3 separate regions of the Homo sapiens genome follow, and regions 1 and 2 are each linked to region 3. A link is a loop called in an ENCODE intact Hi-C map of the cell type or tissue named here. Cell type or tissue: PC-9. All regions are shown on one strand. Links, peaks and the distances in the headings refer to the core of each region. The heading gives the core; the rest is flanking DNA. Region 1 has its middle 49 kb from the start of ODC1-DT. Region 2 has its middle 37 kb from the start of ODC1-DT. Region 3 holds the start of LOC105373426 (a long non-coding RNA gene).

Region 1 (9,866 bases), core at 984-8,983, 49 kb before region 3:
TACAATGGATTCAGAGACACACTCATGAGCGTATAGTAGGTGCTCAGTCAAGGATTTGCTGACCCAGCTGATCATGAATGATCCTCCTAGGCCTAAGTCTTGTGCCGCCTCCCAGGTGCCAAGCCCTTTAACCACAAGGAAGCAGGTGTCTCATCCCTGGCAACAACTCTGTCCATTAGGAGGCAAGCCTGCCTTTCCCTGGGCTGACATTTCCATACCCAAACATCAACAACCAAATATGAGAACTGGCCCTTGGAGAGCCTGGCCCTGCGTGGGAACCACCAGTCACAGTTCCAGGAGCCTCAGCGCTTCTCGCCCCCGGCCCTGTGCCACCTCTCCCCGGAAGCCTCTGCCTCAGCAGCCCCTACCCTTTGCATGCCTCACTGGCTGGCTATTTACACAACTTGGGCGATGACGCTGGGGCCAGGCTCATGCCGGGGCGGCAGCTTTCTGCATGCCACATCCTGGAGCGAGGGGAACCCCCCGAGAGGATGGTTACTCAACAGCACCTGTAAACCGTCCCACTGATTCACCCATAAGCCATCCAGGGAGGCAGTGAGGCTGAGCCAGCTTTGCTTTTGCAGAATGAGGGACTGTGCTGTGGACTCAAGCTGTCTCTAGAACACACACACGTCACAAATGAGACCCTTAGAGCTGGCTACAATCCAAAGTAGATGAGTCCAGCTTCTAACAGCGTGCAGGCTGCCACGGTGAGAGTCACGGAGACCGACCCTTGGCACAATAAGACTGTGGACTGAGGCCAGTGCCTGTGGACTGAGGCTGGTGCTGTCTAAGAGTCACCCTCCCTTCCGTACATGTGTACCTTACCACCACGCAATGGCCCTCCGTGAGTGGCCGTGCCCCCCGCTCAGCAATGACCTAGCAAGGAAACTGAGGCTCACAGAGGTGACGTGTCTGTTCTAAGTTCGTGAATGCCAACTTAGAATTGGTGGAGCTGGGAACAGAACCCAGGTCTTCGGACCTGATGTTGGCCACATGGGTGGGCCCCACAGTCAGGACAAGAGGGGTGGGGGCTCTGCAGAAGGATGGGGCTGTGGGTGGACAGCCAGGGCCTTTTCCAGACGTGGGCCATGGAAGTCCAGCAGCTGGATCAAAACCCCATGAGCTGAGCCTGCCCCTATGGATCACAGGTCACAGACATGTCTTCGGAAGCCAGTCGGGGAGGCCAGGGCTGGGGCGGGCCAGGACCAATCCACACCAGAGGCACAACAGCAGTTCCCAAGGAAGAGCAGTCGAGGGCAAGGGCCAGCCAGGCTGGGGTAAAACCCCACCAGGGTTGCATCCACTTAGCTGCTGGGGAAGGGGCCCAACTGGCCACAGAGCCTTGCAGGTGGGCCAGGTGAGGGGCAGGCCGCAGGAGGGAGCTGCTTCCCCACCTGGGAGCCCAGCACTGGCGTTCCCTGCTTGTCCCACATCTGCGTCATCAGTCACCGTGGTTAACAAGGCTCCCCGTGCCTGCCACATGCCGGTCACGGAAGGGCAAGAGGGATGGGATTTGCCCACTGTCCTCCAGAGGGGTTTCCTCTGGGTGCAGAGTTAGGCAAAGTCAGCCTCCCCGCTATGGGTGGGGATATTCCCTCCCTGCTTCCTTCCTTCTTTCCCTCCCTCCCTCTCCCTCCCTCCCTCTCCCTCCCTCCCTCTCTCTCTCCCTCCTTCCCTCCCTCCTTCCTTCCCTCCCTCCCTCCCTCCTTCCTTCCTTCTTTCCTTCCTTCCTTCTCTCCCTCCATCCCTCCTTCCCTCACTTCCGCCCTCCTTCCTCCCTTCCTTCTTTTCTTCCTTCTGTCCTTTAGAGTATTATCCTTCTGCGTGTCTTGACCACAATTTCTTACCCATCTGTCTGTTGATGGGCATTTAGGTTGTTTCTAGTTGGGGCTACTGCAAATAAAACTTCTGGGAACATCCGTGTACCAGTCTTTGCATGGACATAAGCTTTCATGTCTTGGTAAACACTCGGGAGTGGAATGTGGCTGGGTTATAGGCCAGGTGTAGATTGGACCTGACTGTTCTCCAGAGCGGTTATACCTCTCCACACCCGCCAGCAGCGGCTGAGGGCTCCAGTTGCTCTCCATCCTCACCTACACTTGATATGCTCGGCCCTTTGAAGCTGAGTGTGCTTCTGTTTCAGTCACTCCCTGCACACTCTGAGGAAGCCGTCTTACCCTGTGCTGCACGTGAAGATGCGGAGTCTTCGTTTGCTCATCCTGCACAAGCCACCGGGGATCCCCGCACTCCCAGACCCTCCAGCTCCTGCTCACAGCCCACTCCTCAGTGCTTTGCCCTTTCCTATATCTTATCTTCTCATCGGCTTTACCCCTCTGCCGGTAAACTCAGCCCATCCTAAATAAGCCCTCCCTGGGCAGCACCTCCGGCGATGGCTCTGCTGCCAGATCTGCTGAGCAAACGCCCTGTGCCCCGGCCCCATCCTGCAGGCACGCCCGCCTCCTGACCCTCTCTTCCATGCTGCTTCCACGGTGTGGCTCTCCCCTTCCCATCCCACCCCCCTTTATGATGGGGTGCCGTTGACTGCCCTCTGTTCCTCTGTCAAGGTTCTTCTTGAATGACCCACTTGCTCCCCGGCTGTCACCTCCACGTTCACAACCCGAACCCCCATTTCCAGCCATGGCTGAACCTTGCACATCAGCCTCCTGGAAAGTCCTGACAGCAGGTCCCCGGGAGCTTTGCTTTCAGCCCTTCAGCCTTGGGGGTGCATCCTACATTTTCCCTCCCTACATTCAGATTCTGCAAATCGAACTGGGGGTTGGTCCAGAGTCCTGCTCCCACCTCCATCTGATCCCACCCTAGTCCTGCCAATTTCACTTTCTGAATCTTATCCGACCTCCCGGCCCACCCAACCCTGGTCCCCACGCTGTGAAATGAACTTTCTTTTCTTTTCTTTTCTTTTTTTTGAGACGAAGTCTTGCTCTCTCCGGCCCAGGCCAGAGTGTAATGGCATGATCTCGGCTCACTGCAAACTCCGCCTCCCAGGTTCAAGCAATTCTCCTGCCTCAGCCTCCTGAGCAGCTGGGATTACAGGCACCTGCCACCACGCCCAGCTAATTTTTGTATTTTTTTTTAGTAGAAACAGGGTTTCACCGTGTTGGCCAGGCCGGTCAAACTCCTGACCTCAGGCAATCCACCTGCCTCGGCCTCCCAAAGTGCTGGGATTATAGGCGTGAGCCACCGCGCCCGACAAAATGAACTTACTAAAGCACGAGTCTGACCGCAAGCCATTCTGTCACCTGTTTGAGCCTCCTGGGGCTCTTTCTCAGCCCCCAAGTGAATGCCTAGCTACATAGGCTGGCATTACTACCACCTGCTACCTGCCACCTGCCACCCACCCACCTTTGTCATCTGCCACCTCTGGCGTCACACGGCACCCTGAGTCCAGAACTTCTCAGGCCGTGTGCAAGTGCCAGGGGGCTCCACTCTGAAATGTCCCTCCTGCCTCTATGCTTGCCTGCCCTGACCTTGGCTTCAGACCATGCAGACACCCTCCCTCTCGGAAGACCCCTCTTTTGAGCTTATCTCCAAAAGAGATGTTATGCATCCCCCTCACATTGAACCGGAAGCATTGTGCAGGGCTGGGCCCCCCCTTGCCCTCAGTTTTGATTTCCCAGCCTGGCAGAGAATAAGTCCTCATTAAGATTGCTGTGAAACCTGCCCCACTTTGGCCAGTGAGTGAGGGCATGTCCAGAGTCAATCGGTCTGCCTCGCAGACACCATGATTTTATTTAACTGTTTTGTTATGGAAATGTCAAACGTACACAACGTAAACAGTAAACACAAACAAAGAGCAAATAGTATAATGAACCCGCATGCTTCCCACCCAGCTTTAATAACCTTCACGCTTTGCCACTTTTGTTTCATCTTTCCCACCAGTAATCCCCCAACCGGTGATCCTCAACTCATTTAGTATGTTTATACTTCAAAGATTATGCTGTTTCTTTCTCTTCTCCATGCTGCCATGTATCATTGCAAAGAGCATTGGCAGTGGCTTTGACCACTAGTAAATGAAAAGAACAGGGCTGGGTGTGGTAGCTCACACCTGTAATCCCAGCACTTTGGGAGGCTGAGGCAGGAGGATCACTTGAACCCGGGAGTTCGAGATCAGCTAGGACAATGTAGTGAGACCCTGTCTCTACTAAATAAGAAAGAAATAAATAAAAACATAGAACAGTCCAACATTACGAAAGCGATTGCACTATTTTATTATTAATTTCTTATTCTGCATCAAGCATGTGGCACTGAGGGCTTCATAAGCATTATCTTAAGACACTGCCAGAAGTAGGTGTCATTATTATTCCCATTTTACAGCAGCTAAAACTGAGGCTCAGACACTAGGAAATGTGTCCAGAGTCTCTGCTAGTAGGTGGCAGAGCTGTTTAACTGCACGGCCCGCAGGTGTCATTTAACCAGTGACGGTCTGAGGCTGATCTTGGGCACCTGGCGCTGGTCGTAGGAGCCCGTGGATGCCGAGCACCCTGGGCCACCTCACTTTGGGAGACGGTGAGGCTGTGCACACCACATTCCCTGCAATGATCCTGCTAAGAACAGGAGCCCAAGGTGCCAGCCGGCCACGGCAAGACAGGGCCCGCCAGCTGTTTGGAAGAGGCGGCAACAATGAGTCACCGCGCACACGGGCCGTGCCGGGGCCGGGCCGGGGCGTTGTCTGGGTGGGTGACAGGCAGCCGGGTGTGTGGGCTGTGATGTAACAGGCCTGCTGCAGCTGCTGGGTGGCAGGCGACTCACTCTCCTCCTCTGTCATGGCTTTGAATCGCCTCTGCTGCGGGAGGGGCATGGAGACAGCACAGCTCCTCCCCCAGCCCACGGCCAAGACAGCCGGCCAGGTCCAGAGGCCCACCAGCCACTCCTCGACCTCCACGCGCAGTCACCTGCCCTTCATCTTCACCTTGGACCTAGGGGGGACGAGTGGGGGGCGCGTGTACTGCAGTGGATGCTCCTGGCATAGAGCTTGGTGTAGAGAGAGAAGGAAATTCAAGACAGACCCAGGTCCCCAGTGCCTGAGGAAGGGCAAATGCAGCAGGAGTTGCTTCTTTTGACCTAAGAAGGAGAAGGAGGTAAAATGAGAAAGTGATCCTTTGTTGAGTACCTATGGGGTCGCAGGTGCAGTGTTAAGTCTCATGACAGCCCAGTAAGATGGGCATCATTCATTCATTCATCCATTCATTCAAATATTTCTAAGCACTTCTGGCCAGGCATGGTGGCTCATGAGTGTAATCCCAGCACTTTGGGAGGCTGAGGTGGGAGAATCACTTGAGGTCAGGAGTTCGGGACCAGCCTGGCCAACATGGTGAAACCTCATCTCTACCAAACATACAAAACTTAACCGGGCGTGGTGGCACATGCTTGTAATCCCAGCTATTCAGGAGGCTGAGGCAGGAGAATCACTTGAATTCCGGAAGCAGAGGTTGCAGTGAGCCGAGATCTTGCCACTGTACTCCAGCCTGGGCAACCAAGAGAGACTCCATCTCAAAACAAGAAAAACAAACAAAAAAACCCCAAATATTTCTGAGCACTTCCTTGGTCCCTCCACTGTTATTATCCTTGTTTTACAGGTAAGGAAACTGAGGCTCAAACAGACCATTTGACTCCCCCAAGCAAGGCTGGATCTAGCTCTTACAGTTGCTTTGTGTGAATTTGAAGGCACGCCTCTGGGAAGATGCAGCCCCCGACCAGGGCACACAGCTTAGCAAGTGGGGAGTCCCTGGCCAGACACCCCTAGCTACGTTCCTGACCAATGGCTGGTAGACGGTACCACCTGGCCCTTGGCGTCCTAACCACGCACTCTCTCTCCCAGGCCATACATACTCCCTCTACCAGCAAAGGTCTCACAGGGTGAGGTCACCTTCATGGGGTGTTTGATAAACTCTATGAACTAAAATAGATGTTTCTCGTCTTAAAAGGAGGCCGGAAAAGCTCTTAGGAAACGGTGAGTGAGCCAAGAGCCCAGGAGAACTGTGAGCTGGAGCCAATGGCCTGATCAAACTCAGTGGATGGAACGGGTAGGAGGCTGGTCCTGCACTGTGCGGGGGGAGGGCTGGGCGGGCAGCACTCAAGGTGGAAGCCACTCCTCCAGTCGGCCACGTGAGTCCTGATTTCTAGTACTTGAAATGTTCTGCGGAAAAGGATAACCATTGTTCTAGGTACTGGCGTACACTGCTAAGGGTAGATTTTAAATTTTCCAGCAAGAGCCGTTGAGAAGTGAAAGAGTCTGCCTTACATGTAGTGAGGTTGCCGTCATGGGAGGTATTTAAGCAAGGGCTGGCTAGCCACCTGTTCAGGCCAAGTTAGTCTGGATTGCATAATGGCTAGGGGACTTTCCAGGGATAAAACTCAGGATTCTGATTTGTTTGACAAACCCATTAGGTTACTGCATTAAGCCACTATATTAACATCCTGTAACATGCAAAGGAAATCACCGTATTCAGTTCTTAAGTGCGTCCAGGAGCCCAGAGGGCCAGCCAGACCCTGAAGAAGGAAGTGAAGGATGGAGTGAGGCAGTTCTGCAGCTCAGGAAAGAAGCCAGTGCTCCCAGGAGTTGTCACCCCACTCCAGCTGGTTTGCATGGGAGCCGCAGGCAATTCCTTGGCCCTGGCCAAGCTTCCAGCCACTCTGGCCACCCCATGGCTCCAGGCAGTGAGCACAGAGTCTGCGGCAGAAGTGGAAGGGCAGCCAGCCGGTCTGTGGCTGGAGAGTACCAGCTCGTCTGCACTGGTCGTTACAATAGGGTCATGCTTCCGCACCAGCGGGCAGAGCTGCCGCTGCCCAGCCTCCAAGATTCTGCAACTAGAGGAGGCCTGGGACCAGGGGTCTCTCTGATACTGGCCTGACAATCAGCAGGCTCATCACTGTAAGCAAAAACCCCTCGAGGGGGCTGAACACCTGTACAGATGTACACCGGTGTGTGCGGATGGACGGCCTTCTTTCTGGCCACCCAGTCTCCCCTGGCCTGGGCCGATGTGGAGGACACAGGTGAATGTGGCAGGGCCCAGTGTGCATCCAGGCCTAGGTGGGGACTCTGGCCGCTCTGTTTAGGAACCACCATGGGGACCTTGGGTGCATCGTGCCCCCATCAGCACACGTGAACAGTAGCATCACAAGTGCAGGACTGGCATGAGGGTGCTCAGCTGCTGGGTTCCAATCCTGGTGGTGCAGCCTCGGCCATATCACTTAACTTCAGCGTGCCTCAGTTTCCCCAGCTGTAATGTGGAGTGGCACTTCTCTCATAGGGTTGCCGTGAACCTTAAATGAGATAGTTCCTGTGATGAGCTCAGGAGCGCCAAGCACAGAGCTCAATAAAAGTTAATTATTATTATTTGGCACGGGACCTGTTCGCTATTAGATGCTCAATTAACTTTCCTCTCCTACCCAGCCCCGGGGACTCACGAGCCCGGGAGGGAGCCAGGCCTGTATGGTGAGCACCTCATTAGTCACAGCCCTGAGTGGAGACTCCAAACCTCTGAGTGGAGACTCTTCCCTCCCTCCAGGGCAGCAACGTTTCTGTCTCCGAGTCCCCACAGACCTGGCAGAGCCCCAGCCCCAACAAGTCAACGCCTCCTTCCTTCCTCCCAGCTCTTCTGTTGTGTCTGTGACAAACACACAGAGACGCCAGGGAGCACCTCCCCACCTTGGCTCCCTTCTCCTGCGGGTGCCTCCCGGTCCCTCCTCCCCTGCCCGAGGTCTGAAGGTGGGAATCTCCAACGCCCCTCTTTTACCAGGTAGAAGATGCTGCAGGGCGAGGGCTGAGTTGCACAGGACAGGCCTGGCCCCCATCCACTTTCCTGCTCACCCTCCCACTTCTGTGCGGTCCCCTGGTCTTCCAGGACCGGAGGCTGTAGGTTGGGCATGGCCAGCAAGGGCTGCATCCGGGCCAGTGGGGAGGTGGGACTTGAGGCCCTCGGGACTTCAGGCTGTCTCCGACTCTCTCGCTGGAGTCTGGGTGGGGAATTGGAAGTTAGGACAGGCACAGGCTATATTTTTGCCCCACTTGAAGGGTTGCCTGGGAGGGTTGGCGGTGGGGCTTGCCCCCCAACAAAACAGCTGAGACCCTGCTGTCGAAGGAACAGCTGCTGGCGGCTGGTACCTACCAGGCAGGGAGCCCCAGCTGTAACATTAGGGGCTTTGACACCCCCAGGAGGTGGTGGGAAGAAGACTGGGACCCTCCATGGGCACAGCTGGCCTACAAGCTGTAGACAAGAGCCTCCACAAGACCCCAGGCCTGCCCTCCACCCCGATGGCCCCGGGGCTCCTCCTGGCTCTGCAGGAAGAGGACTGGGCAGACCTAGGACAGGGGCAGGGCCTCTGATTCTGGCTTCTGTGTCTTCTTGCCACAGGGAAGGATTTGGCTCCTCTAGTCACAGGTGAGTTCCCTCGGCTCCCCCCAGTGCACCTGCCCTGATCCGCCTCCTCCCACCCCCACCACGTGGTGGAAGTGGACACCTGTGCTGGACTCCTCAGGCACCTGCCCCGGCAGCCAGCCTCCTTCCCTCCACTGGGCCTGTGGACACGATCATGCAGAAGCTTCTCCCCAGCTCTGACCCCTCCTCCACCAGCCTTTCCTCCCCTTCCTGCTACCCAGCCTTCTCCCTCAGTGGCAGTGGCACCAAGCCATCCAGCGGACCTTGCTCAGATCTCGCCCCACTCTGCCTAACTCACTCAGCAGCCCATGTCAGCCCCTTGCCTCCACTGCCCCCTTAATTATTGATGTCCCCAGAGATAAACCCAGGCACTCTCAGGGTATCAAATGCCACCTGGACACAGTGACACCAAGTATGGCTCTTTCCAGACCTCTCCATACCCTGCCCAAGCTCTTGACCCGTGAATCCATGTATGGTCATTCAGCGAATGCCCCACATCTCACCTGCAGCTACACTGGGAGGGGTCCGCAGGCACCGCCTTTTCAAGCCCCCTTTAGGGACTTGTGCTTGCACTCCAGGACCTTCAGGCCACCCCGCCGCCACGCCCCCCTCCACCCCCAACACCTGACGGGCCTCTGAGTCCTGTCGTCCCACCAATCTCTCCCGGATTCGGCCTCCTTTCTCTCTGCCCTAGTTCAGGCTTCTCCATTTCATGCCTGTCCTCGGTTCAGCCCCTCGCAGCCTACAGAAGAATCTTGAATGTGCAGAACCACCTTTCAAGCCTGGCTTCTGTGTCTTCTTGCCACAGGCAAGGATTTTGCTCCTCCAGCCACAGTCCGTGGCGTAAGGTCCAGTTCCTCGGCAGGCCTCAGCTCCAGCAGCCTGGCCCGGCCTCCATGGCATCTCTCCCCCTCCTCCTTTAAGCCCTGAATGTCTGCCTCTCAACACCACCTCTGGGCACAGGCTGCACTCTCTGCCTGGGATGCCGTTTCTGCCTGGCTGGCCTGCCTGGAGAGCTCCTCTTTGCTCCTGAAATCCCCTCCTCCTACAGCTCTGCAAGACCAGTGGGTCACTGTCTCCTATGCTCCCGCTGTCCCCAAGCTTCTCTCCACCGAGACACATGTCTTAGCACTAGAGTCTCTTCCCTCACTGTTCCAGGGCCCTTTGAGGTGGCAGCGTGTCTGCCCCTGCTCCATGTCCCCCAGCCCTGAGCATGACCCAGCACACAGGTCAACTGTGATTGATAGCCTAGAGCCTCAACTGCAGAGAGAATTGGGGGGTCCAGAGAAGGAACCAGGGGTCAGGCAGCAGGAAGAATTCCACCCCTCACAATTAGGAGCCTGAGAACTTGGGCAAACCTGCCCAGGACAGCTGTTAGCATTCAGATTAATTAGTGAACTCTGTCAAGCACTTTGAACATGAAACGTGCTACATAAACGCTAAGTATTATTATTAAAAAGTAAGAAG
Region 2 (9,866 bases), core at 1,113-9,112, 60 kb before region 3:
CCGGTGGGCACTTTGGGCAGGAGGCATTATGGGGAAGCTCTCCAGGAAAGGGCTTGTGCCAGGGCAGGTAGTGGAACACGGTATTCCATCACTCATATGAGGGAGGATGTAAGGATAGGAAACCTGAAGTGCCTTTCTTATACACTCAACACCACTCTTCTGACACCAGATGTGTGAGTTTTTTTTTTCCCACACACCAAGCAATTCTTCAACAGACCCCAACTGGGTTTCTATAATGCCACTCAGTTCTGACACTGTCGCCTGGAGGTAGCGTCGGATCCCACAGGCGAAGGGCTCCGTCCCACAAGGCTGTCCCCTCTTCAGACGCCAATCACAAGCCCTGGTGTATGACTCGTGTTCCTGACTGACTGGCTGTACATTGGGGGTTCCACAGTCCCCCTCCTCAGGTTTGACTAATTTGCTAGGATGGCTCACAGATCTCAGGGAAATGCTTACATTTACTGATTTATTATAAAGGGTGTCACAGGTGATACAGGTGAGCAGCCAGAGGGAAAGGATGCGTGACACACGCCTGTGGGAAGAGGTGTGGAGCTTCCATGCCCTCTGTGGGCACACGCCCCGCCCTCTAACGCCCCCCATGTGTTCAGCAATCCAGAGACTCTCCGAGCCCCAGAGTTCTGGGGTTTTCATGGCAGTTTCAACATAAGCATGATTGATTATTAACCTGGCTTCCAGCTCCTCTCTTTCTCTGGTGAATGCGGGATGGAGCTGAAAGCTCCAAGCCTCTCATCAGGGCTTGGGATTTCCAGTGACCGTTCTCCTGGCCAGGAGTCCACCAAGAGTCACTTCATTAGAAAAAAAAAAAAAGTTCCTATCATCCAGGAAATTCCAAGGGATTTAGGAGCTCTGTGTCAGGCACCAGGATCAAAGACCGAATATTAGAACCAAAGATTCTCCGAGCACCCCTATCTACAAAGGTTTCAGGAGCTCTGTCTCAAAAACCGGGGCAGAGACCAAATGTTAGAACAAAAAATTCTCCTAGCACACTTCTTGCTCAAGAAATTACAAGGTTTTTAGGAGCTCTGTGCCAGGGACTGGGGGCAGAGATCAACATATATGTTTTTTATTATGTCAGAGAGGACATGGTGAGATTTTCACGTGATAGGATTTTCCTGTCTCTGAAGACGTAAAACAGGAGTAATTTTGCTTACTAGCTCTGAGTCACTTTAAGCACAAGTGATAAACGTGTGTCTTATCACACGCTTTGGATAAAAGCAGATAAAATTTTGGATAAAATTGGATAATTTTATTCAATTCTCTGCCTCTTAAAAAATACTCGGCGAGGTATGGGAGGAATGCCTCCATGCTATATCTTTATTGACACACATGGCAGATCTCACAGGATTCCCCTGGGTCTGGACCAAACACACACAGACCCACTCTTCCCTTTGGTTCATTTTCCTTTTGGGAGTGGTATTTTTTTTTCTTTTCCTGTTTCCACCATCCCTTCATACACCTTCCCACTTCCACATACAGCAGCTTCCCCAAGACATCCATACTAACAACCCCATGTATATGTCTCTTTGCTCATATAATAATATACAAAAATATATATGGTTTTCATCACATCGTTTGCAAAAGTCAGATCATACCTTATACAGTTCTTTGCATCTTAGTTTTCTCAATGAAGTCAACAATCGTAACTCAAATTCATTCTTTTAAATGGCTACATAATTAAGTCTAAGGTGAGAATTACTGTACTTTATTCAACCCTCTCGTTGATAGGTATTCACTTTGTTCCCACAGTTTTCCAGGGCTACAATCCTTGAATATCAAGCCTTATGTATGGATGCTTTTGTGTCTATGTGTTCGTTTCCCAGGAAAAGGATTTTTGCGGATCTGAAGGGTTATTATTCTAACAGGTATTGCCAGATTGACTCTCAATACTCTCAAGTAAGCTGTAACCAGTAAATGAGTACTCATTTCCCCATACCCCAAGAACAAAACATGTTATTGCTGTTTTTAAATTTTGGTAGTTTTACACTTGTAAAGAATCATCTGGGCCAGGTGTGGTGGCTCACGCCTCCAATCCCAGCACTCTGGGAGGCCGAGGCAGGTAGATCACTTGAGGTCAGGAGTTTGAGACCAGCCTGGTCAACATGGTGAAACCCAGTCTCTACTAAAAGTACAAAACTTAGCTGGGTGTGGCAGCCTGCACCTGTAGTCCCAGCTACTCGGGAGGCTGAGGCACGAGAATCGCTTGAATCCAGATGGTGGAGGTTGCAGTGAGCCAAGATTGGGCCACTGCACTCCAGCCTGGGAGACAGAGCAAGATTCAGTCTCAAAAAAAAAAAAAAAAGAAAAAGAAAAAAAAGAAAAATCTGACCACTATTTTAAATTGCAGAGAATCTTTAGAAATTTTTGTTAGTCATTTGGGTTTGCCCTTTGGTGAATTGCTTCTCTAGATCCTTGGCCCGTTTTTTAACTGGGTGATTGTCTCTTACTAATTTGTAAGAGCTCTTTCTTTGCATACAAGACATGAAGCCACTGGCCTCTGAGTTGCAAGTGTTTGTAACTAGCACCTTGTTTATTGTATCTTTTGCTATAAACAATTTTAAATGGCTTAATGTCAACAAATATGTCTGTCTTCAAAAAAAAAAACTTCTGAGTTAAGAGAGTTTTCCCTACCATTAAATTATTAAGTAATCTTTAAAAACAGAAAAAAGGAAAGAAATCTTTACTGTCTTGCTATTGATGTCTTTGTCAAAATCCATCATTTTATAAATTGTAAGATTGAGGACCAAGTAATCTATCTTTTCCCATTAGTGAAAAAGAACATCTTCTTCATGTGTTAGAATCTTAAATGTACTGGGATCTATTTCTGCTTTCTCTGTTTGGTTCTAGAACTAGCTTTCTATTCCAATGCCAACAGTCTGTTACTTTGAATAGAGTGGCTTTCGGGCATGTCTTGATCTGAAAATGCAAATTCCCCCAATGATTCTATTTCAAAAGGTTTTATTTCTTAGGAATTAATTTTCCCCAACAAGCTTTATGATAATTTTATCCAATTCTCTGCCTCTTAAAAAATACTTGGCCAGGTATTAGGGTTTACACTTGTAATCCCAGCACTTTGGGAGGCTGAGGTAAGAGGATTGCTTGAGGCCAGGAGTTTGAGACCAACCCGAGCAACAAAGTGAGAGCCCCATCTCTATAAAATATGTGCATAAAAGAAAAAATATATAATATAATATATATATTAAGTATATAATATATAAATAAAAGAAAAAAGTACTCCATCAGAATTCTATTTGAAGTTGCATTAACTTTATACATTAATTCTAGGAGGGGTACTTTAAGTTAAACATATGCATTCCCATCCAAGCTTTCTCTTCATTCAGTCTGCTTTATGCCATCCAATTAGAGTTTACATAGGACATTATTCTTTCTTGTTACATTTTATTTCTGAACACTTCATAGCTTTGGTTGCTATTGTAAATACACTTTTTTCCATTTTAGTTGCTTATGACTAGAATAGACAGAAGCTGTCAGTATTTGTATAATTTGTCTAATTATCTAGTATCTAGCAATGTCACCAATACTCATTGATAATTTCTAGTTACTTTTACTAATCTCTTGAGTTTTCTAAGTGCATAGTCATATCATCCACAAAAATAGACAAATTTATTTCTTGTTTTCCAAGGTCTCAAAATGGTTTTATAGGCTTTTGATGTTATTGCATTCGCTGGAACCACGACAATATTCAATAATAATAATGGTCATATTATCACCCTTGTACAGTTCCTGATTTAAATGAACTGGTTCTAGAGTTTCACTCTTTAGAAAAATATCCTCTGTTGGTTCTTGGTGAATGCCTTATATTTCCAAATCGTTTCCATAATCTATCATAGAGGTTTTTAAAGAAAAGATGTTACATTTTGTCAAATGTCTTTTAGGCTTAATTGGAGTGTGTGTGTGTGTGTGTGTGTGTGTGTGTGTGTGCGCGCCCACATGCATGTGTGATTTTTCAAAAATTGTTTTCCCTTTGTTTTTGAAGAAGATACTTTTATGCTTGTAAATGTGCACCTGCATATAGTCTGTCACTCATTCTTTCTGATTTTAATTCATGTCTGTGGTTTTTCAAAGACAAAAACTAAGCAAAAGGCTTTTTGCATATGATGGAATAGTGTATTATTGAAAATATTATATATTCAATGACTAGCATCATGGTAAGAGAATCATGAAGTAAGTTAAAGTGAAAAAAACCCCTCAGTATACAAAACCATGTATAGCATCAACCTAGTCTTTAAAACAAGAAATACTCATCTATACATGACAAACCACAGAAAGGAAATACTGTATATAATGTTAATAGAAGTTTGGGTGATTTTTATATTATTACTCATAGTTTTCTGTATTTTCAGAAATTTTCCAATGAACTTGCCGTGCTGTTATAATCAGGAGAAAAAGCACATTTACATTTTGGAATGCCAGTAACAAGAATCTTGAGTCGCTTTTACAGGCACAAAGTGTCCAGGGCTCTCCCAGCACAGCCTGCTTGGAGTTCAGTGGAGGGTTGAGCCTCACAGGCTTTGCACGGCTTGAGGACAGGACCCAGGATTCACCAACATCCCATGGGGCCCGTTATGGGAACCAGCATTACAATATTTTATTTAATCTGAAGTTCCTGTGCTTTCCAGCACCTGCTGCTCCTCCCACCCAGGACAATGCCGCCTAACAATGCTGCTGGAGCCTAGCCAGCACTGGCAGAGCAAAGTCTGAAATGGAGGCTAGGAGACCCACCCAGCCCTGCCTGTGTTCTGTTCATGCTGTGTGACCCTGGGCAAGTCACTTGGCCTCTCTGAGCCTCAAACCCCTTGGTCACAAAATGGGGGGAATCATGCCTGGCCTTCTTCACACATTTGGTTTTGTGGATCAAAATCTAAAAGCAGCCATATAGGTGGGGCTGCTTGAGAAACCACCGAATGTAGTGCAAACCCAGGGGAATTTTCTCACCATGCAGAGGGAGCTCTCTGCTGTCCTCCGAACAATTCGATTGCAAAACAATTCTTATTTAATTGGATTTGTCTGCGTAGGTCAAATAATAATAATTACTGAGAGTGGTAATCGTATCAAGGACAGCTCACCATGCTTCTATTACATAACTCAAGCTTCTCCCTAACGCCCCAATTCAAAAGCCTCTCCCATTTGCCTGTTCGTGACTCAGGATCACCATCAATCCTGTGCTTGCAGAAAGGCCCTCAGCTCCTTCTCCCATGAGGCGAACAAACAGCCGCGATGTTATCCTTGACCTGGTGTTTTCACACCCAACCACAGAGTAAATATGAACAAATTGCTCAACCTTGAAAAGCATCGTCAGTGATCCACATACAGGTATGCCATCAGATTAGGGGCTTTGAAAGGTCAAGGGGAGAATGATGCTGTGGGATTACCTGTTCTTTTAGCTGAAATGCGTTGAAAGCACCTACCTCCACCTGAGGCAGCCCTGGAGGTCCCTGTCTGCCACAACCCCCGATGCCTGGCTTCCCTCTCTGCGCCTGTTCCTGGAGCCAGTTCTTTCCTCCGGCTCCCCAGGGAGAGTTAGCAGGGGGCTCAGGCCCCTCATCTGATTCCGGTTTTCTGGCTGGCCTCACTCCCAGGGCCCCTTGCCCACTTTGGTAAGCAGATCACTGATTAGGCACGGAGCTGTGGGGGCACACACAGTCCATACCCTGGCTGTGCAGCTGCACCAGACACAGGGCATCCTCAGGAGCTGCCTCCAATTCCATCTGCTGAGGCTTTTCAGCTCCAATTCCACCTGCCGAGACTTCTCACCTCCAATTCCACCCACAGAGGCTTCTCACCTCCAGTTCCACCTGCCTAGGCTTCTCACCTCCAAATCTATCCACCAAGGCTTCTCACCTCCAATTCCACCCACAGAGGCTTCTCACCTCCAGTTCCACCCACCGAGGCTTCTCACCTCCAGTTCCACCCACTGAGGCTTCTCACCTCCAATTCCACCCACCGAGGCTTCTCACCTCCAGTTCCACCCACCGAGGCTTCTCACCTCCAGTTCCACTCACCGAGGCTTCTCACCTCCAGTTCCACCTGGTGAGGCCTCTCACCCCCACTTCCATTCATGGAGGCTTCTCACCTCCAGTTCCACCTGCCAAGACTTCTCACCTCCAATTCTATCCACCAACGCTTCTCACCTCCAGTTCCACCTACCGAGGCTTCTCACCTCCAATTCCACCCACCGAGGCTTCTCACCTCCAGTTCCACCCACCGAGGCTTCTCACCTCCAGTTCCACCCACCGAGGCTTCTCACCTCCAGTTCCACCCACCGAGGCTTCTCACCTCCAGTTCCACCCGCCGAGGCTTCTCACCTCCAGTTCCACCTGCTGAGGCCTCTCACCCCCACTTCCATTCATGGAGGCTTCTCATCTCCATTTCCACCTGCCAAGATTTCTCACCTGCTAGAACCAACAATGACTCTCTGAGGCCTCTAGAGCTGCCTTCACATTTCAGGAGAAAAATGACTGCTTACAACTTTTAAGAGAAATAGAAATTAATCAAGCCACCGACTCAGGAGAAAGGCTTGGTCACTCATCTATTTTGGTCTGCTGAGCTGGAACTCAGGGCCCTTTCCATTGTGGACATTCATGCCCTGTAGTTTGAGAAAATGTTCGTGAACGATTTCGTTGTTTATTTCCTCTCTTGTTTTCTCCTCTTTCTGGAATGCCCTTTTTTAAAAAAGTTGGGCCTCCTGGTGGGACCTTCCATTTCTTGTCTTTTTCCATCTATGCCTTCACTTTACCTTTTTGCTCTACTTCCTAGAATTCTTCAACTCAGTGTTCTAGTCCTTCTGCTGACTGTTTCATTTCTGCTCTCAAGTTTTTAACTCTCAAGAACTGTTTTCTATTTTCTGAATGTTCCTTTTCTATACCATCTGTTTCTTGTTTCGTGGGTGGAATTAGCATTCCTTTCAGAACCCAGTAAGAATGATTCCCCGTGTCCCCCACCCCCACATAGACATTTCCTCAGCTTACCTGTTTGTTTGAGCCTCTGTAGTTCAGGATCTGAGATTCTCAGTTGTCTGCACCTATTAAAGTGTGAGTGCGAAAATGGCAATAGGAATTCCGGAACACGTAGCATCGGCAGGGCTGCCAGGGGATCTTCCTGGGCCATTTATATTGAATATGCCCAACCTTTTTTTTTTTTTTTTTTTTTTTTGAGACGGAGTCTCGCTCTGTCGCCCAGGCTAGAGTGCAGTGGTGCGATCTCGGCTCACTGCAAGCTCCACCTCCCGGGTTCACACCATTCTCCTGCCTCAGCCTCCCGAATAGCTGGGACTACAGGCGCCTGCCACCGCACCCGGCTAATTTTTTTTGTATTTTTAGTAGAGACGGGGTTTCACCGTGTTAGCCAGGATGGTCTCGATCTCCTGACCTCGTGATCCACCCGCCTCGGCCTCCCAAAGTGCTGGGATTATAGGCTTGAGCCACCGCGCCCGGCTTGCCCAACCTTATCTGTATCTTTAGGCCTTTATTTTGGAGCTGGTGGGATTGCAAAAAGCATCTTGGTGTGAAGATGCTTTTTTTTTTTTTTTAATCCTGTTTTAAAACCTGGTCACAGGTTCTCAAATGCCTTCAATAAACATTTGAGAGCAGTTTCACACAGAACAGAATCAGTTTTTGAAAATCAGATTTCTATGGTGCCTGCTCTAAGAAAGTAAGATGCACCCAGAATGCAGGACCAGCACCAGGCTGTGCAGCTGCACCTGCTTTGGAATTTCTGGAAGGTGAGGGCAATCACTCTGGCAACATGCAGGCAGAGAACCAGCCTCACTTTGCATCAATCAGCAGTGAATGTGACATACCCACTGTGGCATCTAGGTAAGCCATAGGGAGCTGGCTGTCTCAGCCAACAAAGATTCCCTGGATGGCCTCTGTGACAGCCTCTAGCAGGACGGCGTGGGCAGAATTTCAGAGGGTTCACAGCTCTTCCAGGGAGCTTGCATGCATTCAGGGTCTGGATCTATTTCACAACATGTCTGATTTCTTCTATTCTGACTGCTCTTGTTTCTATCCACTGGGAAACTTCTGATTACTTCTGTCTCGTGCGATCCAGAGTCTCAGAAACAGCACCCTGATGTTCCCTCGAGTCTCTCGGGTGACTGAGTCATGGTTCTCACTGTTTGCAACTCCTACCAGAAAGTTCTACACATTGCCTGCAGGCTTTGGAAGACACCACCCAAACAAAACGTTTAATTTAAAACTCAGTCCCCAGGAGACGAGAGTAGTGTTGTTATTACTTATCGCTTCTGAAGCGTTCTGGCTCTGAGCCTCTGGGGATTCATAAGGCCAGCAAAGCCCCCATTCAAACATTTAGGGTGGGCGCTGCATCCTGGGTCAGCACAGTTCGAAGCTGACCGTGGAGTAAAGAGAAGAGTGGGTGAAATCTCCAATAATGCACAGAATGCTGGGTTTCCAAAGAGAGAGGGATATTTATTGATTTATTTATTATTCTTAGTTTTGTTTTTTGAGATGGAGTCTCACTCTGTCGCCCAGACTGGAGTACTGTGGCGCAATGTTGGCTTACTGCAACCTTCACCTCCTGGGTTCAAGCGATTCTCCTGCCTCAGCATCCCGAGTAGCTGGGACTACAGGCATGCACCACCATGCCTGGCTAATTTTTTGTATTTTTAGTAGAGATGGGGTTTTACCATGTTGGCCAGGCTGGTCTTTGAATTCCTGACTTCAGGTGATCCACCTACCTTGGCCTCCTGAAGTGCTGGGATTACAGGCATGAGCCACTGAGCCCGGCTGAGAGAGGGATTTTTATTCCCGGGATCTGTCATAAGATCTGCCGTGTCATGGAGCAGTCAGCCTCAAGTGTACTCACAGGCAAAGTTCAGTGTTATCTAGATCCAGAACAAGGAAGTTGCCTTGTTCCACAAACATTAATAGAAGCCCTGGAATTACGCTCCAGAGGTGCAGAGCTGGCTGAGCCTGGGTCACTGCCTCAAATGAGTTCACAGTGTCCTGAGGGAAACAGACAGGGAAATGCCGCATCGGCATGCTGGGGCCAGGAGCAGTGGGTTACCTGAGGCCTGCATGGTGTCTGAAGGGATGGGGGAGCCCCAGGGGGCAGTCGTCTTCCCCCAACATCAAGGCCAGACTCAGAGCTCAGTGCTCAGGGGTTCTTGGCCCCACCCTGTAAGAGAGACATGGACAACAAGGAGCAAGTTCAGAGGAGCAGCTGGAGGCTGAGGGGCTTGTCCCCATGTCCTGCGTGTTCCCTCAGGGAACTACAGTTGTTTTGCTGGAAGGAAAAGGCTGGGAGTGGCAAGAGTGAAAGGGAGAACATTGCTGAAAGAAATTAAACAAGACTTAAATAAAGAGGAAGACACCCCATGCTTACGGATTGGAAGACTTAATTGTTAATCTGGCAATACTTCCTAAATTGATCTACAAATTCATTGTACTCTCTATCAAAATCAGGATGGCCCTTTTACAGAAATTGACCAAACTGATTCTGAAATTCATATGGAAATTCAAAGGCCTCAAAATAACCAACACAATATTGGTAAAGAAGAGCAAAGTTGGAGGACTCACAGTTCCCAATTTTAAAACCTACTACAAAGTGATTATAATCAAGACAGTCTGGTACTGGCTTAAATATAGGCATATAGATCAATGGAATAGAATTGAGAATCCAGAAATAAACTCATATGTGTATGAACAATTGATTTTCAACAAGACTGCCAAGACAACTTAATGGGGAAAAGAACAGTCTTCAAGAAATGTTGCTGAGGCAACTGAATAGCCACACACAAAAGAATGAAGTTGGACCCCTACCTCACACCATATTTTAAAAATTCAAAAAAAGATAAAAAATTTTTAAAT
Region 3 (9,866 bases), core at 1,053-9,052:
TGCTGGAGACAGTGACATTCTGATAATCCTAAGAAAGTCATTGCTTTATATTGTGCAATTGGGCAGTTTGAACAATGTTTGGAAATGTTATTACTGCTTGATATTTTTAGGGAAGGAGCAATGAACGATTTGTCAACTAAACAACTTTCACATCTTCAGGCTGAAAAAACTTGGGGGCTGGAAAAACTTGTGGACAACAGCAATGACAAACTTGAAAACATAATTCTTTTTTTTTTTTTTTTGAGACAGAGTCGCACTGTCACCCAAGCTGGAGTGCAATGGTGTGTGATCTTGGCTCACTACAACCTCTGTCTCCTGGGTTCAAGCGATTCTCCTGCCTCAGCCTCCCAAGTAGCTGGGATTACAGGCGTGCACCACCACACCTGGCTAATTTTTGTATTTTTTTAGCAGAGATGGGGTTTCACCATGTTGACCAGGCTGGTCTCGAACTCCTGACCTCAAATGATCTGCCCGCTTCGGCCTCCCAAAGTGCTGGGATTACAGGAGTGAGCCACCATGCCCAGCCAAAAAATGTAATTCTTTATCTTGTTTAAAAATCATCCCAATGAGGAGAATTGGTAGATTTTGATCACATTTATTAAAAATATTAAAAACTTCCAGTTACTTTGCAAAAACAATAGATTGACAATAAGGATGATAACAGTTGTCAGATTTTTAAAACAAGCAAACAAAAATGTTTGCATACCAGTGGATTTAAAAGAGAAACCTGGTTTCATGTGGGTGGACAAGGCCCTTCTTCCTTCTGGCTCTCTGTAACTTTGGCTGTGTATTTTCGGCTATGACGTCCATCAAAATCAAGTATTGAAATAACTTAGAACAAGATCTTCAGATCATTAAACCAATTATTAAACCAAGATTTTGTAAGAGAACAAAGCATACCCCATCACCTTGCTTTCACCAACAAAATGTTATTTTTGAGATTATTGAGAGCGAAAGGTTATTTTTGAGCCGTTAATGGAAACCAAAATCACAATCATTTAAAAATATTGTTGATCTAACTTCATAGTAAGTCTTTCTGTTTCCATTTTTTGTGTAAGTTTTATAAGTACATGATATATAAGTACAATAATACATGTGTGGCCGGGTGCAGTGGCTCATGCCTGTGATCCCAGCACTTTGGGAAGCCAAGGTGGGTGGATCATGAGGTCAGGAGTTCGAGACCAGCCTGACCGGCATGGTGAAACCCTGTCTCTACCAAAAATACAAAAAATTAGCCAGGCATAGTGACAGGCACCTGTAATCCCAGATACTTGGGAGGCTGAGGCAGGAGAATCGCTTGGGCCCAGGAGGCGGAGGTTGCAGTGAGCTGAGATCACGCCACTGCACTCCAGCCTGGGTGACAGAGTGAGACTCTGTCTCAAAAATAAATAAATAAATAAATATTAAACTAATAAAAATATATGTGTATAGTTTGCAAAGAAACATACATATCAAAGTTAGCGCTGGGCGCGGTGCTCAAGCCTGTAATCCCAGCACTTTGGGAGGCCGAGGCGGGTGGATCACGAGGTCAGGAGATCGAGACCATCCTGGCTAACACGGGGAAACCCCGTCTCTACTAAAAATACAAAAATATTAGCCAGGTGTACGGCGGGCGCCTGTAGTCCCAGCTACTCGGGAGGCTGAGGCAGGAGAATGGCGTGAACCCGGGAGGCGGAGTTTGCAGTGAGCCAAGATTGTGCCGCTGCACTCTGCACTCCAGCCTGGGCGACAGAGCAAGACTCCGTCTCAAAAAACAACAACAACAGAAAACTAAGTTAGCTCCAAGACTTTTCACTGACAATAACAATAATCTCTATCTTTTCTGCTCCTTTGCAAAGCAACCTTGCCACAATTTCCTTAGGAAATAGTGCCAGCTTTCCCCCTCCCCTTTGAAGCTGGGCTTGTTTTGAGCAATGAAATGCGGTGGGACTAACGCTATGTAGGCTCCAAATTTTGGTCTTAAGATAGAAACAGTTTCTACCTTGGTCACTTGGGAAGCCCATTCTTGCGGTCCAACCACCAAGTTAGGAATATAGGGAGAAAAGGAGAGAAGTCTTACTGTCCCAGCCATTCCTGCAAACACCAGACACAGAGGTGGCACCGTCTTGGTTGTTCCAGCCCCAGCCATCCTGTGATAGCAGCTTCACAAGAGACCCACATCAATACCACGTGGAACCGAAGACCTGCCCAGTGGAGCCCTGCTCAAGTTCCTGACCCGCAGAACGTGAGCAAATACAGTGGTGGCTGTTTTAAACCTCTGAGCTTTGAGGTAGTTGGTTATGTAGCAAGAGGAAACTGAAGCAGACCACTAGCCTACGAGGTGAAGTCCAGACTCCTCGGCGTGCAGCACGCAAGCCACAAAAGACGTCTGTACCTTCCAAACTACAAAAACTTTGACCTATTTTTAAAAATTGTGGTAAAATATACATAACATGGCTGGGTGTGGTGGCTCACGCCTGTAATCCCAGCACTTTGGGAGCCCAAGGTGGGTGAATCACCAGAGGTCAGGAGTTCGAAACTAGCCTGGCCATCATGGCAAAAGCCTGTCTCTACTAAAAACACAAAAATTAGCCGGGCGTGGGTGGTGTGTGCCTGTAATCCCAGCTACTCGGGAGGCTGAGGCAGGAGAATCGCTTGAACCTGGGAGGCAGAGGTTGCAGTGAGCCGAGATCATGTCACTGCACTCCAGCATGGACGACAGAGCAAGACTCTGTCTCAAAAAAAAAAAAAAAAGTATACACACACCCACACACCACACACACACACACACACACACACACACACAACAGTTATCATAAGCATTTTGAAGTGTTGAAGTGTACAGGTCAATGACATTGAGTATGCTGACATTGTTATGCGACCATCACCACCGTCCATCTCCAGAACTATTTCGTTTTGCAAACCTGCAACTCCATGGCCGAGCACGGTGGGTCACACCTGTAATCCCAGCACTTTGGGAGGCCAAGGCAGGCAAATTACCTGAGGTCAGGAGTTTGAGACCAGCCTGGCCAACATGGTGAAACCCTGTCTCTACTAAAAAATACAAAAAATTAGCCAGGGCCGGGTGTGGTGGCTCACGCCTGTAATCCCAGTACTTTGGGAGCCTGAGGTGGGAGGATCACGAGGTCAGGAGATCGAGACCATCCTGGCTAACACGGTGAAATCCCGTCTCTACTAAAAATACAAAAAAAATTAGCCAGGCGTGCTGGCACACACCTGTAATCCCAGCTACTCTGGAGGCTGAGGCAGGAGAATCTCTTGAACCTGGGAGGCAGAGATTGCAGTGAGCCAAGGTCCTGCCATTGCACTCCAGCCTGGGCAACAAGAATGAAACTCCATCTCAAAAAAAATGAAGAAGAAGAAGAAGAAAAAAGCTGCAACTCCATACCCATTAAACAACAACTCCCAATTCCGCCTACCTTCCAGTCCTGCACCCACCTTCTACTTTCTGTCTGTAGCTATGGCTGCTCTAGAAGCTCACAGGAGTGGAATCACAGAGTTTTTGTCCTTTTGTGACTGGAATATTTCACTCGTATCATGTCCTCAAGGTTCAAGGTTCATTCATGGCGTAGAATGTGTCAGAGTTTTTCTTTTTTTTTCTTTCCTGAGAAGGAGTCTTGCCCTGTCACCCAGGCTTGAGTTCAGTGGTGCAGTCTTGGCACACTGCAACCTCCCCTTCCCGGGTTCAAGTGATTCTTCTGCCTCAGCCTCCTGAGTAGCAAGGATTACAGGTACCTGCCATGCCTGGCTAATTTTCTTCTTTCCTTTCTTTCTTTCTTTCTTTCTTTCTTTCTTTCTTTCTTTCTTTCTTTCTTTCTTTCTTTTTTTTTTTTGTGCGTGTGTGCGTGTGTGTGTTTAGTACAGGCGGGGTTTCACCATGTTGGCTAGGCTGGTCTTGAACTCCTGACCTCAGGTGATCCGCCCGCTTTGGCCTCCCAAAGTGCTGGGATTATAGGTGTGAGCCACCATGCCTGGCCCAGAATTTTTCTTTTTAAAGGTTGAATAGGCCAGGCGTGGTGACTCATGCCTATAATCGCAGCACTTTGGGAGGCCAAGGTGGGTGGATCACTTTATGTCAGGAGTTCGAGACCACCTTGGCCAACATGGTGAAACCCCGTCTCTACTAAAAATACAAAAATTAACCGGGCATGGTGGTGGGAGCCTGTAATCCCAGCTACTTGGGAGGCTAAGGCACAAGAATTGCTTGAACCCGGGAGGCAGAGGTTGCAGTGAGCCGAGATCCTGCCGTTGCACTTCGGTCTGGGCGACAGAGTAAGACTGTCTCTAAATAAATAAATAAATGTTGAATAATTATCTATTGGTATCCTCCAAACTTACTAGACGCCACCACAGCCTTTGCTGTTGCAGCCGGTTTGATCTATTGCCCCCCGAATATGCCTTACACGTACCTATCTCTGGTGCTTCGCTTATTCCATTTTCCCCTTTTGGAATGCTCTTCCTTTGTTCTTGGAACAAAGTTCCAAACAAAGTCCTTGTAACAAATTCCCGAGTTCTTGGCATGAACTCGAGCCCTGTTCATGCCATATTGTGCAGCTCAACCCCAACTTCTTTCAGGAAATATTCTTGAATGATGCCTTTACCCCATACCCCAGGCGCAGGCTTTCTCTCTCCTGGGGCCCGCAGATCTTACCGTCTGCACTGAGCGAAGCCTCCCTGCTACTGCTTCCCAGCCATGCGGCGAGCTCTTTGAAGGAAGCCGTGGCGGTATATTTCTCTTGTACCTCTGCTGAGCTCAGTATCAGAATGTGCACACAGCAGGTCCCTGATAAGTAAGTGCAAAAATGCATGAATAATATAATGTGTCCTAAGTCCCCTCCCTTCCAGTACATTCGATTTAACTCAGTAGACACATCCTGCGCCTGCCAGCTCATTCAGCCGCTCAGGGCTGCATCAGCCTGGAGTAGGCACGACTCAGATTTGAAGACTGATAGTCACGAACTCAAATTCCAGCTGGGCCACTCAGGGGCTGGGAGACCTTGGTCAGCCTTAATCTATTCACTCATGAGGAGGAAGATCCTAGGGGCTTTCTAGGGTTGGATGAGAAGCTGTTAGATCCCAGCAGTAAAGTATCTCATCCAGTATTTAGCACTTCAAGGTATGTAGCACACCTGGGGTTAGCGCGGTGGTGAATTTTATGAGTCATCTTGACTAGGTTAAGGGATGCTCAGATAAGCAGCAAAACATTATTCCTGGGTGTGTCAGTGCGGGGGGCGGGGTGGGGGGCATAGTTTTTGAAAGCGATTGGCATTTCCATCAGGGGACCCAGTAAAGAAGATCCGCTCTCTTCCCTGCGGGTGGGCCTCATCCAACCCATCGAGGAAGGCTTCATAGAACAAAGCGGCAGAGGAAAGGCCCATTGTCTCTCTTTTCTCCTGAGCTGGAACATGCATTTCTCCTGCCCTCCGACGTCAGAGCTCCTGGTTCTAGGGCCTTTGGACTCAGCCTGGGACCTCCATCATCAGCTTTCCTGAATCCCCAGTGCAGTGCAGACAGCAGATCTTAGGACATCGTGGCCTATGTAATCACACGCCAGTCCCTCATAATAAATCTCTTTCTACTGCTCTCTATACATCCTGTTGGTTCTGCTTCTCTGGAGAACCCTAATACAGTCAGGCACCGAGACACTGTCCCACGGCGGAAGGCACGCTTCCCCTACCCACCCTACCCTGGAGTTCTCACCAGGAACTAACCCAAAGCTCTGTGGTCAGTAACCTTTTCATATGGAGCTCAGCACAGCAGCTACAGGAGTAAGCTGCGTGTGGAAAGAAAGAAAGACAATCTCATATATCCTTTCATTATTAGACGGCCCCGTGGCCTTGTCCCTGCCCTATAATTGACCTTCGTGACTACCTGGCTTCACCCCCAACTGCGAAAGCACACCTCCGCCCTGCCACTGCCACCCGGGGCCTTATTTCACAGGAAACAAAACCGAAGGCAGGGTTTGGCTCCTGGTCACGTGACAACAAAGGGCTCGTGCTGGGACCTGGGACCACCTCAGGCTCAGAGGAAAGGCATGTCCCAGACCCGTTCCATTCAAAATCTGCGGCTGCCTGTTTTGATTCTGACATTTCCCCCCAAAGCCAAGTCCTTGGAGCAAGTGGAATTTCCAAGTTTTTTTATTGGTGGCCCCTGGTCTGATGACCCGCTCAGGAATCTATTTAAAATGTTTTTCTTTTAAATGACAGGAGTAGGTAAACAGGCTTTGAAAAAATATAAGCAATACAGATGGGTAGTACCAAGAAAAAATAGTGCCTGCCCCTCCCCGCAGCAATGCCTGGAGAGCAGACCCAGGCTAAGGAGAAGTGGCTGCCACTCGTTGAAAAAGAGCCGTCACTTTTTCACTTCTAGATTCTATCCAAGGAAAGCCCACCTTGTGGCTCCCGAAGCCACTGTTCTATTTCATTCCTATCGCTGTGAACTTCCCTGACGAGGGGTGATTCCTTGCTGCTGTGGCTTTCCTTGCTCCAGGCGCCCTCAGTGCTTGCAGCCTGGCCGCGTGTGCGCCTCTGCTGGGATGACCCGGTCCTGTTGCCCCGGGGCCCCATCGGAAGGCCGGCTTTCCCCACCTTGAGCGGCTCGGCATCTGCCGGCTGACCCCAGCCCTTCCTTCCTGGAAGCCCTTCCTTTCTCGGACTCTGACTTGCCACATGGCTTTGCTCAGATGCTCAGTCGGCGGGCAGCAGATGCCTTAAGCAGCCACTGCCGGGTGGATGTCCCATCTGGAAAGATCAGATCTGAGAGGTGATGTCATCCAGACCCAAGATCAGCAGAAACTGGGGCAAAAGCAAGCTCCGCAGCCTTCCAAAGAGTCCCGTCTGGAACCTAAGAGGGAGTTTGCCGATGAGAAAACAGGGCATGTTGGAGACGGCAGGGAGGCATGGTGTAGATTTTGTCACTCCCTGAGTAACAGAATTTGAAAAGATTGGATCAAATCAGATCAAAATGCTTACTCTGTGCTAGATGACAAAAAGAATACAAATAAATGTAAAATATGGACTCCCCCTCCAAGGAAACATAACAGTCTCCCTTCCCGGACAGTGCTGTGATTTGACTATATCAGGTAGGAGATTTAGCAGAAAAATCCAAAGCCCTGTCCTCTCATGTCACAGAGGTTCCTTGTCACCTCCAGCAGTGGCACCGACATCGTAAGGATCAGGCTCCTCCCGGTTTCAGTGTGTCCTCCCTGGGGTGCAGGACCTGTCCTTGCAGCTGCTGGAACTTGGGTCATTACGTTGAAATTCCAGCCGTGGGGACTGGAAGGGATGCTCCGCCCTTGAGGACATGAACTCCTAGAAGTGGCACACACTGCTTCTGCTCACATCTCCTTGTCCAGCACTGAGTGAGTTCAGGGAGGCGTGAAGGCGGCGCTTTCTCCAGGGGCACGTGCTCACTTTTGGGGTACCAGCTGGAAGAAGGGGAGAAGAGGCACGCAGGCATCACAAGCATTTTCAAGCAGCAAATAGTGCACTGTGGTGGGGGTAAAGGAGACACGGACGTCTGGAGGCAGCTGGCATCTGTGAGACACTGGACCGTGCCCGGGTTCTGAGACGGCACATCTGATGAAGGCCACCCAGCCTGTGTGCCCCACTCACAAAGGCGCTCAGGATCTCAGTGCTGGAGGCCCTCCAGGGCCGTGTGTCCCCGCACCTTTTGATTGAATGCACCCCTCCAGAGGCGCTGTCACCCTCCCGGGCAATTTGGCATTCCTGTAATGTACATGGTTCTTTTTCGGCTTGAACTTCAACCTGCTCGAGACTTCTACCCAGGAATAATTAAATGCAGCAACCCAGCCCTGAACTGAGTGCCTGCTCTGTGCCAGGTGGGGAGAATGTGGGGGTCGGCTGAGAAGGGGATCCCATCCTAGGATCCTAGGACCCTTCTAAATCAAGTCACAGAGCGATGCTGACAAACGGAAAATAAGTAGGTCTTTATAGCCCACAAAGTGTGCAGAGAGTGGTGCTGGGCCTCGAGTGACAGTGTGTACAGTGGTGACGGGCAGGCACCCTGAGAGATGGGGACAGTGAGGCTGCAAGGCAGGACTAGTGGGGCAGCTAAGGGACTGGGGCTTGATCTCCAGGGGCACTGGGCCAGAAACCTGCAGCAACTGAACCCCTTTCCCAGCCCCCAGAGGGCGGCCGGATGGTGGGGCCCCATCCCTGCCTGGCCTCCCCGGGCACCACTGTCCACTGTCTGCTTCCATCCCCAAGGCTCTCTGGGCCCTGGGGCAGACCTTGGAACAGGTTACTGTGGACCATGGGGACCCCCAGCACCCCCTGAAAATGCTGTCTTTTGTTCCATCAGACCCAGTAGCTCTCCAGGCTCTCCTGACCCCAGTGTCCCTGTGGAGAGGAGGCCCCAGGCACTGGGGAGCTGGGGCTTGCATCCAGGCCAGTGGCAGGGGGGCCACGCTCCCAGGGCCCGGCCACACCCCCTGGGCAGGCGGCCTGCCACACGCTGCTGGCTTTTTCCATATTTACTCCTGAACTTTCCTTCAAACAATCAAGAGGATGTACCCTCAGCCCAGCTGCCAGGATACACGTGTCCTCAGCCTTTTCCAGGGAGGGAGCTGCTGCCCTGGGGGTGGGGGGTGGGGGCAGTGCTGGGACGGGAAGGAAACCCAGCCCGCTCCATCCAGGAAGCAATAAGCCGCCATCACTGGTTCCACAGCCGCTTGTTCCTCAGTTCGGGAAAGAGGGACATCCAGCACCAGGTGGCAGCGGGTGCTGGGGGCTGCCCCTGCTCCATCCACCAGCACTCAGGCTCCCCATGTTACAGAAGGTGGCTGGTCAGACATGAGCAGGGCAGGAGAGGCACCCCCACCCCCCCAGGAGTGTCCGCGACCATCAAGGGATGGTCAGGCGGTTGGTGACTGTCTCTCTAAAATAATAATGGGGCCGGGTGTGGTGGCTCATGCCTCTAATCCCAGCACTTTGGGAGGCTGAGGCAGGTGATCACTTGAGGCCAGGAGTTCGAGACCAGCCTGGCCAAAATGGTGAAACCCCATCTCTACCGAAAATACAAAAATTAGCTGGGTGTGGTGGTGCATGCCTGTAATCCCAGCTACTCAGGAGGCTGAGGCAGGAGAATTGCTTCAACCCGGGAGGCACAGGTGGCAGTGAGCTGAAATCGCGCCACTGCACTCCAGCCTGGGCAACAGAGACTCCATTTCAAAAAAATAAAATTAAATTAAAAATAACAATAATAATAATAATTGGTTGCAGCCAGCTCCAGGGAAAGGCAGTCTCCTAATAGAAAACACCTGAAGCTGGCCATCAGCAGCTTCCCCATGAGACCTCAGGAGCTGGGCAGGTGGGCTCACACGTGTGCACCGAGAGGTGAAATGGCGGAGTATAAGCGGTATATGACATTCTAGGGACATTCGACTGGCATGGGAAGAACGCCTCAAGGGAGCATGTGTACAGCTCCAGTGCGCACACTGCGCATGCTCCCCTCCCAAGCGCTGGCCGCCACTGTGCATGCGACAGCCCATCCCGAGGGAGGAATCGGGGAGAATGGATGCAAGCCCCCGGCAGGCCACCATACAAAACCCCAAGTCAAAGGTCAAGCGTCGCACTTGTCTTTCGAGTCGCCTGCTGGGCCCGCGTCCAAGTGTACTTTCCTTTCTTTTCATTCCAGCTCTAAAGCTTTTTAATAAACTTTCACTCCTGCCCTAAAACTTGCCCCAGTCTCTCCTGCCTCATGCCCCTCAAATTCGTTCTTCTGAGGAGGTTGCTGCAGCCCTGTATGGATTCGCCGCTAACATCTTCCGCTGCCGTGTGACTCAGATAACTTCCATCGCTAACGTGGAGAGGTCTGTGCCTAAGCGGGGCCAAGTCTGTGATGGG

Evidence for each region. Peaks named below come from ENCODE experiments on the same cell type or tissue, not always from the same donor. Only the 100,000 strongest peaks of a DNase experiment are listed, where the experiment ranks them.
Region 1: a loop joins it to region 3, with 10 times the contacts of the local background. A loop is called at or near these places in 6 of 110 quality-filtered maps.
Region 2: it touches region 3 in a loop (9-fold over the local background); 6 of 110 quality-filtered maps call a loop at or near these places.

The regions. Positions count from the first base shown.
Region 1 is chr2:10,493,354-10,503,219 of GRCh38, forward strand. No RefSeq gene overlaps it. Among named protein-coding and RNA genes, the nearest start is that of ODC1-DT, 49 kb to the left of the region's middle. RefSeq lists enhancers at 109-168, 189-238, 249-358, 409-548, 4,200-4,732. In PC-9, for the core only: no CTCF peak of the experiment used is centred there; a DNase peak (open chromatin) is centred at 4,698.
Region 2 is chr2:10,482,038-10,491,903 of GRCh38, forward strand. No RefSeq gene overlaps it. Among named protein-coding and RNA genes, the nearest start is that of ODC1-DT, 37 kb to the left of the region's middle. RefSeq lists enhancers at 5,099-5,609, 5,610-6,118. In PC-9, for the core only: no CTCF peak of the experiment used is centred there; DNase peaks (open chromatin) are centred at 5,244 and 8,914; H3K27ac peaks cover 365 bases; H3K27me3 peaks cover 1,057 bases.
Region 3 is chr2:10,542,198-10,552,063 of GRCh38, forward strand. LOC105373426 (a long non-coding RNA gene) reads right to left here and starts at 4,768. Exons shown (of 3, transcript XR_001739284.2): 1 at 4,652-4,768. RefSeq lists enhancers at 4,014-4,885, 4,975-6,174, 5,756-6,627, 8,370-9,239. In PC-9, for the core only: no CTCF peak of the experiment used is centred there; DNase peaks (open chromatin) are centred at 3,637 and 5,004; H3K4me3 peaks cover 1,008 bases; H3K27ac peaks cover 2,078 bases.